2 separate regions of the Homo sapiens genome follow, and region 1 is linked to region 2. Evidence: chromatin loops called from intact Hi-C (ENCODE). Cell type or tissue: Caco-2. All regions are shown on one strand. Each heading gives the region's core, and the rest is flanking DNA. Links, peaks and the distances in the headings are about the cores only. Region 1 overlaps FAM3B (FAM3 metabolism regulating signaling molecule B). Region 2 has its middle 13 kb from the start of PCSEAT.

Region 1 (4,390 bases), core at 123-4,122, 270 kb before region 2:
AGACTCTAGATCATGGCTTCTCCCAGCCAGCTGCATGCTGCACTCCAGATTGTCCCCAGCCTAGAGGTCATTGGATGCATCCCTCACCCAAAGCACAGATACTCTCTAGTCTTCCTGGGAGTCCTGAAAAGTGTCCCGGAAGAGAGCTCCCTGCCGCATCAGGACCCGCCATGGGCTACCCTTCTTCTTGTGAGGACACTTGGCTTATTTATTCTCCGTTTTCTTCTCTGTCGTGTCCACATGTTTGTTTTTGTTCAGCTGGGGCCACCGTTACCTATTCCTTCATGTAGCTGCTTGTTACACATTCAAAAGGTAAATAATGTTCCTTTTCAGCCTTCTCCAAGCTAAACAGCAGCTTGTTGCTCAGGATCTCAGGTGTGGCGTGTTGTCTAGAAGAGCCCCTGAACATTGTCTGGTTAGCCAGTTTCCTTCTCCAAATACAACACTTGGATGAAACAGTCCAGCTACGACCCACATGCACAGAATACAGGGCACGGCCTTTTCCTTTGAACGTGTTCTGCTGCTGTCTTAGCCCACTCTGCACTCTGTTCATCCAACAGAATTTTCTGGAAAATCAGCGACCCACGCGGTGTCACAGGCATGCTGGGTGGCCCTGGAGGGAAGCATCTGTGGTGTCTGTGTGGGCGCTGTGGCTGGGCTGTGTAGGGGAGAGCACCCTCTAGGCAGAGATCACTCCTGCAGAGGAGTGAGCCCGGGAGTGCAGCGCCCGCAGGTGGCTGAGCACAACCGTTGGCGCAGCTGCGGGAGAGGGGCCTGCAAGCCTGCACCTGTCTCATTTTGTTTTCTGTGTCTGGTTTATCTGCTTTGAGATGACCTTCCAGTCCTGAAAACTGCACTGATCACACTGCCTTGGGCCTCTCCCCAGAGGAAACCACCTGTGCTTACTAGTCTAACAATCTTAGCAGTTTGGAAATTCGAAATTTAAAAATGGTGTTGAAATATGCACTCAAAAAAGCAAAACAAAACCAAACCCCAAGGCTAACCAGAAACATCGCGTTCTATCCCCATGGCTCCCTCTGCTGAAGCGCTGGGCCTCCAAGCAATAGCACACGCTGCCTTGGCGCAGCATAGCCGGTGCATGGGTCGGGGACAGCTGCGCTCCTGAGAAAGGAAGGATGATCTCTAGGTGCTGGAAGTCAAGCTGAGGTCCAGAACTGCACCCCGGGTGGGGCCCATTGTCAGGCCCTTCAGACTTGACATTCCCTTCTCTTCCTTTCCTTTTTCCTCCTTTCCTCATTTCCCCTTCACTTCCTTCCTTCTTTCCTCCCTGTCTCTCTCCCTCCTTCCCTCCTTCTCTTACTTCTTAGGACTGTCCCTATTAGCACATATTTAAATGCACTGGGCACATACCCCAGTACCCATCCTACTCAGGGCCTGTGGTTATCCCTGCATCGTAGCAATCTGGGTAAGCAAACTGCTGAATAAGTTCTGATCTATGCTATATTTAGGGAGCAAACTCTAAAAGCCCTGGCCATGGGTTGCCAATGAAAAGACAGAGAGCCACCCCCCAGGCCTCTGGTGACCCAGGAGGAGATCAATGCCTTTTCCTTGGAAATCGTGCCACTCATGTCAAACAAGAGAAGTAAGATATTGTTGCCAATCAACCAGAAAGATATCTCCACGGACTTTCTGTCACTGGGAACCTTGACTGGCCCAGCAGGCACATCCGGGATGATAGAACAGGTTTGGGGACTTTTTCCCAGTATTACGGGGCCAGGCCTTGATCCAGCAGGAATACGTTGCATGCTTGCTGGGCATCGGCTACTATTCCCAGTGCTGGTGATATGGAAATCAACAAAACAGACAGAGCTTTACCCCTGAAGGTTTCAATGTAATTGCAGGAGCGTGCTCAAATCCAGTTGTGTCTCACAAAGGGAATGAGGCGCTTTTGTTTTTTCAGGTTCACGTTGGGCATGCTGGCTCACAAGGTGCTTGATTAGCTGCTTTGACATAAACGTTCAAGGACGTTTGTTGGTTAAGTTAAGACCTAAACCAACAGCAAATACAACTTGCCCTGGAAAGCATTCCTGTCTTGTTTGTATTCTCTGATACTGTCTACTTCAAAGGTCCTGACACCGCCTCCCACCCTGGGAGCCTCCTCCCAGGAGCACAGTGCCTATAGCGCAGTCCCCTGACACTGGGCCGGGATGAAAAGCCACAGGGGGGATGGGGAGGGCCAAGGGCCAGGGCCGCCACCAAGTCGTTCACAGCAGCTGCTTGGTGTCCTCTCTGCAGGCCTGCTCAAGGTGGTGTTCGTGGTCTTCGCCTCCTTGTGTGCCTGGTATTCGGGGTACCTGCTCGCAGAGCTCATTCCAGATGCACCCCTGTCCAGTGCTGCCTATAGCATCCGCAGCATCGGGGAGAGGCCTGTCCTCAAAGGTGAGTGCCGTGCTTGGGGCAGACGGCTGCCTTCATGGCTTGTGTGCAGAGGGAGGAGTGGTGGTTTCTGTCCCAGCTGGAGGCTGGGGGGCCCTGACGGCTTTATATCAGGAAGGAGGAGGAGAGAAGCATTTTGCAGTTACTCATTTAGGTCCCACGCCATTCCAAGGCACGTGCCGCTGCTGACCCCATGTGAGACTAGAACAGTGTGGCTTCTGGTTACCAGCACAAACCTGCAGCCAGACCTTGAACTGTGCTCTTTCCGCCCAGATCTTGGCTTCCTCCCCTGGGAAGCACAGGAGGGTCCAGGTTCTGAGATCCCGAATCATTTTAAGGTTTCTGTCGGACTGAAGAGCTGTTGGAAAATCTTCTGTAAAGTCTTGGGAAGCAAAAGCTAGTAATTGAGTAGATGTGAAAGAAAGGGCAGACATTGTATGTCGGTGAACACACGGCCTCAACCATCAGCTTAGGAAAGGCCCAGCTCTCTGTAGGGCGGCTGCTTTCTGTCCTTCCCCACAATCAAGGTGGGTTTTCTGAGAGCCTGCTGTGTGCTGGGCATGTCCAGGAGCTAAGGAGAGACGGAGGACAAGCCCACGAGGTCCCTGCCCCTTTGGCACTGATACCCTAGTGAGGGGAGGTGACAGCTTAACGCATGAACAAATGAGATTCGAGAGAGGATGGGTGGGGAAAGCCTCTGAGAAGGAGGTGACAATTGAGAAGCATCTCAGTGAAGCAAGGGAGTGGGCCATGCTGGGTTCTGAGGGCTGTGTGCCAGTTTGGGAGCATCATGACTTAGTCTACCCAGATTACTGTAAGAGAACACCATAGACTGGGGGCCTTATAAACAACGCATTTATTTCTGACAGTGTTGGAGGCTGGGAAGTTCAAGATCAAGGTACCCGCAGATTTCATGTCTGGTGGAGACCTGCATTCTGCTTCATGGATGGCTCCTTCTGGCAAACGAGGTCTCTGAAGCTCCTTTTATAAGGGCACTACTCCCATTCCTGAAGGCTTCATCTGCCAAAGGCCCCACCTCCTAACACCAGCACTCTGGGGATTAGGTTCCAACATATGAATTTCAGGGGGACACATTCAGTCCACAGCACATGAGTTGCAAACTGGGGGCCCAGAGACAGACCTGTCAGAGACAAGATTTGTCTAAAAGCAAAACACATAAAATATGGACAAGTATTTCAAAATCAAGAGATCTCCCATAAAACTCCATGTTAGAGCATCTCTTGAAACAGTAGAAGCTCTGATACCCCAGGCCCTCATTCCTGCAAGGCCATGATCAGCCACAGCTGGGCAGGCTGTGGTTACACAAGGGCGAGAGTATGGCCAGGACCAAAGGGATTCATCCAGTGGCCAGTAAAGTCACAGGAACAGGGAAGAAACAAGGAAAACGAGGTCCTTGTGCTTTATACATAGATTATCTGTAAGTCACACTGATCACTATGTTCTTTACTTCCTGGTTTCAATCTTATTTTACAATACACATTCTGGGACAGACTGAATTATCGCCGAAGGAAATGCCTACTGTGAAAGTCCATTTATTTATTAATTCAGCAGGTATATTTAGTAACAGCATCCCTCTCTGGGCCGTGGTCTGAGTGCACGTGTTTTAAGGTTCATCCTTTACTTCTAAGAACCTCAGAGTCTACTAGAGAAGAACTTAAAAGCCAAATCATAATGTTAGGAAACTGAACAAAGAAAATTAATGTGCAGCGTATGTTGAACAAAAATATGCATTTGGGGCCTGGCGCAGTGGCTCACACCTATAATCGCAGCACTTTGGGAGGCCGAGGCGGGCACATCACCTGAGGTCAAGAGTTCCAGACCAGCTTGGCCAACGTGGTGAAACCCTGTCTCTACTAAAAATACAAAAATTAGCTGGACATGGTTGCAGGTGCCTGTAATCCCAGCTACTCGGGAGGCTGAGGCAGGAGAATAGCTTGAACCCAGTAGGTGGAGGTTGCAGTCAGCCAAGATT
Region 2 (4,390 bases), core at 121-4,120:
ACTTGCTTCCTATGAGCCTCGAGCCTTGTTTGGATTACAGGTTTGCACCACCACACCCGGCTAATTTTTTAAGTTTTTGTAGAGACAGGGTCTCAGCATGTTGCCCAGGCTGGTCTCTAACTCCTGGGCTTAAGTGATCTTCCCACCTCAGCCTCCCGAAGTGCTGGAATTAGAGGCCTGAGCCAAAGCACCTGTCCCTGTCTTTTTTTTTTTTTTTTCAAAATGGAGCTTGCCTGTTGCCCAGGCTGGAGTGCAGTGGCGTGATCTCGGCTCACTGCAACCTCTACCTCTCAGGTTCAAGTGATTCTCCTGCCTCAGCCTCCCAAGTATCTGGTACTACAGGCGCGTGCCACCACACCTGGCTAATTTTTTGTATTTTTAGTAGAGATGGGGCTTCACCGTGTTAGCCAGGATGGTCTCGATCTCCTGATCCTGTGATCTGCCCGTCTCAGCCTTCCAAAGTGCTGGGATTACAGGTGTAAGCCACCACGCCCAGCCCCCCTGTCTTATTTTATATAAGCAAAACGGGTGGAACATAGATTAGGTATTAGAGAACTGCTGTTCACAGTTACCTGCTGTTAGAGTTTCACACGTGTATAAGTCTTGACAGTATGTACATTAGGTAAGTGTAATAGGTACATGTTTCTCTACACATAGATTTTTATAATGTGCTTATACCTCATCAGTTTGCCCATGTTATAAAATACCTTGCCCTTCTTCTCACATGCACACACAGTTCTACCTCTTTCTTTTTAATGCTCATGTATTATTTCACTATACAGATATGCCAAAATAATATCATTCCTCTATTAACGATCTTCATCTTGTTTCCTTTTGCTGTTGTTCTTGCTATTACAAAGAACATCATCAAAAACACTCTTGTTCATATATTTGTGTGCAAGCATTTCTGTTGGGCTGATTCCTAGGAGAAAATATGTACATACTTTTCTTTTTCTTTTTTTTTTTTAAGATGGAGTCTTGCTCTTGTTGCCCAGTTGGAGTGCAATGGCATAATTTTGGCTCACTGCAACCTCTGCCTCCTGGGTTCAAGAGATTCTCCTGCCTCACCCTCCCAATTAGCTGGGGTTACAGGCACCTGCCACCACACCCAGCTGATTTTTGTATTTTTAGTAGAGACTGTGTTTCACCATGTTGGCTAGGCTGGTCTCGAACTCCTGACCTCAGGTGATCCACCTGCCTTGGCCTCCCAAAGTGCTGGGATCACAGGCGTGAGCCATCGCACCCGGCCTGTACATACTTTTCAAAAGAAGAAGAAATAGGGTCTCTGAATGCTGACCTGCCCGAGGTTGCACGATGAGTAAATAGTATGCAAAGCCAGGCCTATGTGGCACCGAAAGCCGACCATATCTTCCATCTCCCTCATTGCATCCGCACTGGAGACTCTTCCAGACAATGCTATCCATTGACCTCAAAGGCCTTGGGAGGGGCTGCAGCATCCCACTTCACTGACAGCAAATATCCAAAAACTGCAATCGCTGAATCTGGGGATTATGAGCCTCTCCTGTGGTTGAGTGATATTTTTTTAAGTTGTCATCCAGTACATTGATGGAGCCCATAAACCCTCACTCAGCATCTGAACCAGGTCCCCGGCAGTCACAAGGTGGCAGCTGCATGAGAGACAGTGGATGGCAGCAGAATTCCTCTCCAGGGATTGCACTTGGTAACACACACCGGCCACACCCAGGGGCTTCACTGTCGATTCCATCGAATCCAGGACTCTGGAGATGAGAGGACAACGATGTCACTTGAGTAGGTGGCCCCCAGAGAGGCTCGCCTGTCCTGTCCACTTCTAAGGGGCAGTGGGGCTGACCTGAAATAAGAAGCCTTCTTTTTGGTATCTCCCCTGACCTGTTTTGTCTATCTCAGGTGAAGGAGGTGTTGCCTAGCAACTGGAGAAGGGCAATGATGTCCTTGGAATATTCTGTTCCCGTCATTGCGATACTTAACCTGGTTGATCATTAGCACAAAGACTAAGGAGGTGGCAACCTCCTTCCAGAAAAACGAGTTCTGTAAAGTCACCATGGGACCGAGAGGGGACTTCTAGTGTGGCTTTGGGAAGGGGTCTAGCTGGCACCAGATTTTTCGGTTCTCAGAAAGAACCTTTCCGCTGAAGTCGGTAGCATTCCTTGGTCAAGTGGACAATAGGTGTTAAGAAACTCTTTGAAATATGAGCCATGCCATTTACTTTCTATCTAATCTGTAAAACTGCAATGCAAATGTGATATTTGTTGGCATGTCTCTCTGGACTTTTATAGCCTTTTTACTTTGTAAGTATATTAAGCAACAGCAAATAATATCTGTAGGTCCTATGATATAGCATTAATGGGCTTTCTATGTCCTTTTCCATAGAATGTGTTAATCATTTACATTTTAACTAAGGGTTACTGCTGACACCGCGGTAGAAAGACTTCTCAAAGGGCCATTTCTATTACTGGGTAAATAATCCTAGATAAGCCTTTGCTCACCCTGAGACTCAAGTAGCTTGGAAACTTGAAGGTATGCCCTTGGGAAAGTTCGCTTGGCCGCCCTCCTCCCAGAGTAAACCAGCAAAAATAAGAGTGCTTGCTCACACAAAAGAGACTCAGGGTGCTTTCCAAGGGCTCCAAAGCTCATGGTTCTAGGTTTGAGATAGAGCAAGGGTTGTCTTTGCTCAGTGCTACAGGACAAGCCTCAAGGATTTCATCCACCCTGCAAGTCACAATCTCTAAAAAGTGAAGGAAAAGAAGTTACACATATTACTGCTCCCTAGGGAACCACGGTAGAGATGTTGGTGTGATTTCTTTAAATCCTTTTTCTGTAGTGTGTGTGCTGCTGAGTGCTGGGGTAGGGGAAGGAAACTTCCTTATTCTTTTGATAAATTTGTGGCCGTGTTGTTGGTACAACTTGGCATCCTCCTTTTTCATATATGAGCCTTGTTTGTGATATAGACATCTTTGCAGAACAAATTGCAAGGGCGGCAATGATAGGGGAGTGAAAGTAATACTATCCTCACCCATTGCCAAGTTCATGGCTGACACCCCATCACAAAAGACGGATTAACAAGAGAAAAGCATAACAAAGGTATTTAACCGAAGTTTTACATAACACATGAGTCTTCGGATATAGAGAGCCCAAAATACAGGGAAAACTGTATTTTTATGCTTAGATTTAATGAAGAAGGGATAGTCATGTAAAAGTGTAATTGGACCAAGAGAAGGTATGATTTAATCATAATGAACGACAGGGAACTTAGCAAGGCCTGTTTCTTCAGACTCATCTCCAGGGTCTCTGGGTCTTCATTCCTTTCCTCTGGATGTGGGGCAGGACACCTGTCACATGAGAGTCTTCAGGAGAGAAGGAAGGGAGGTCACGGACAGAACTTCCTACTTCTGTGGTTTTCCAGCTTCCTCCAGCTTAAAATACTCAGCATCCCAAAGTGCTGTATTTAGGGGTATCCTGCTCCGGGCCCTGACACAATTGTCCTCCTACTGTGAATCCTGGAGATCATTTGCACAATGCTTCACTATATATTTGCTATATCGAAAACCAAACACTGCATGTTCTCACTCTTAAGTGGGAGTTGAACAATGAGAACACGTGGACACAGGAAGGGGATCATCACACACCGAGGCCTGTCGGGGGGTGGGGGTAAAGCAGAGGGAGAGCATTAGGACAAATACCTAATGCATGCGGGCTTAAAACCTAGATGACAGGATGTTAGGTGCAACAAAGCACCATGGAACACATATACCTATGTAACAAACTTGCGCATTCAGCACATGTATTCCAGAGCTTAAAGTAAAATAAAAAATATGTCAGGTGAGGTGGCTCACGCCTGTAATCCCAGCACTTTGGGAGGCCTAGGTGGGCGGATCACCTGAGGTCAGGAGTTCGAGACTAGCCTGACCAACATAGAGAAACCCTGTCTCTACTAAAAATACAAAATGAGCCAGGCGTGGTGGCATATGCCTGTAATCCCAGCTACCTGGGAGGCTGAGGCAGGAGAATCACTTGAATCCAGGAGGCGGAGGTTGCGGTGAGCTGAGATCGTGCCATTGCACTCCAGCCTGGGCAACAAGAGCGAAACTCCATCTCAAAAATAAATAAATAAAATTAATAATACTACTAATAATTTGCTGTATCAAAGCAAGGAGGAACTCTAAAAATAATGAAAATAACAAACCGGAATTTAAATTCAGGCAACAGCATGTACTACCTCACCAACACTGCAAAGCTCAACTGTTGAAAAAGGTTTTGTCATAAAAAATGATGAGTTCATGTTCCTTTGTAGGGACATGGATGAAATTGGAAATCATCATTCTCAGTAAACTATCGCAAGAACAAAAAACCAAACACCGCATATTCTCACTCATAGGTGGGAATTGAACAA

Evidence for each region. Peaks named below come from ENCODE experiments on the same cell type or tissue, not always from the same donor. Only the 100,000 strongest peaks of a DNase experiment are listed, where the experiment ranks them.
Region 1: a loop joins it to region 2, with 13 times the contacts of the local background. A loop is called at or near these places in 1 of 110 quality-filtered maps.

The regions. Positions count from the first base shown.
Region 1 is chr21:41,320,667-41,325,056 of GRCh38, forward strand. It overlaps FAM3B (FAM3 metabolism regulating signaling molecule B), which reads left to right. Exons shown (of 8, transcript NM_058186.4): 2 at 2,257-2,400. Among named protein-coding and RNA genes, the nearest start is that of FAM3B, 6.1 kb to the left of the region's middle. In Caco-2, for the core only: no CTCF peak of the experiment used is centred there; DNase peaks (open chromatin) are centred at 1,725, 2,125 and 2,465; H3K4me3 peaks cover 1,758 bases.
Region 2 is chr21:41,591,440-41,595,829 of GRCh38, forward strand. No RefSeq gene overlaps it. Among named protein-coding and RNA genes, the nearest start is that of PCSEAT, 13 kb to the left of the region's middle. In Caco-2, for the core only: no CTCF peak of the experiment used is centred there; DNase peaks (open chromatin) are centred at 1,942 and 2,532.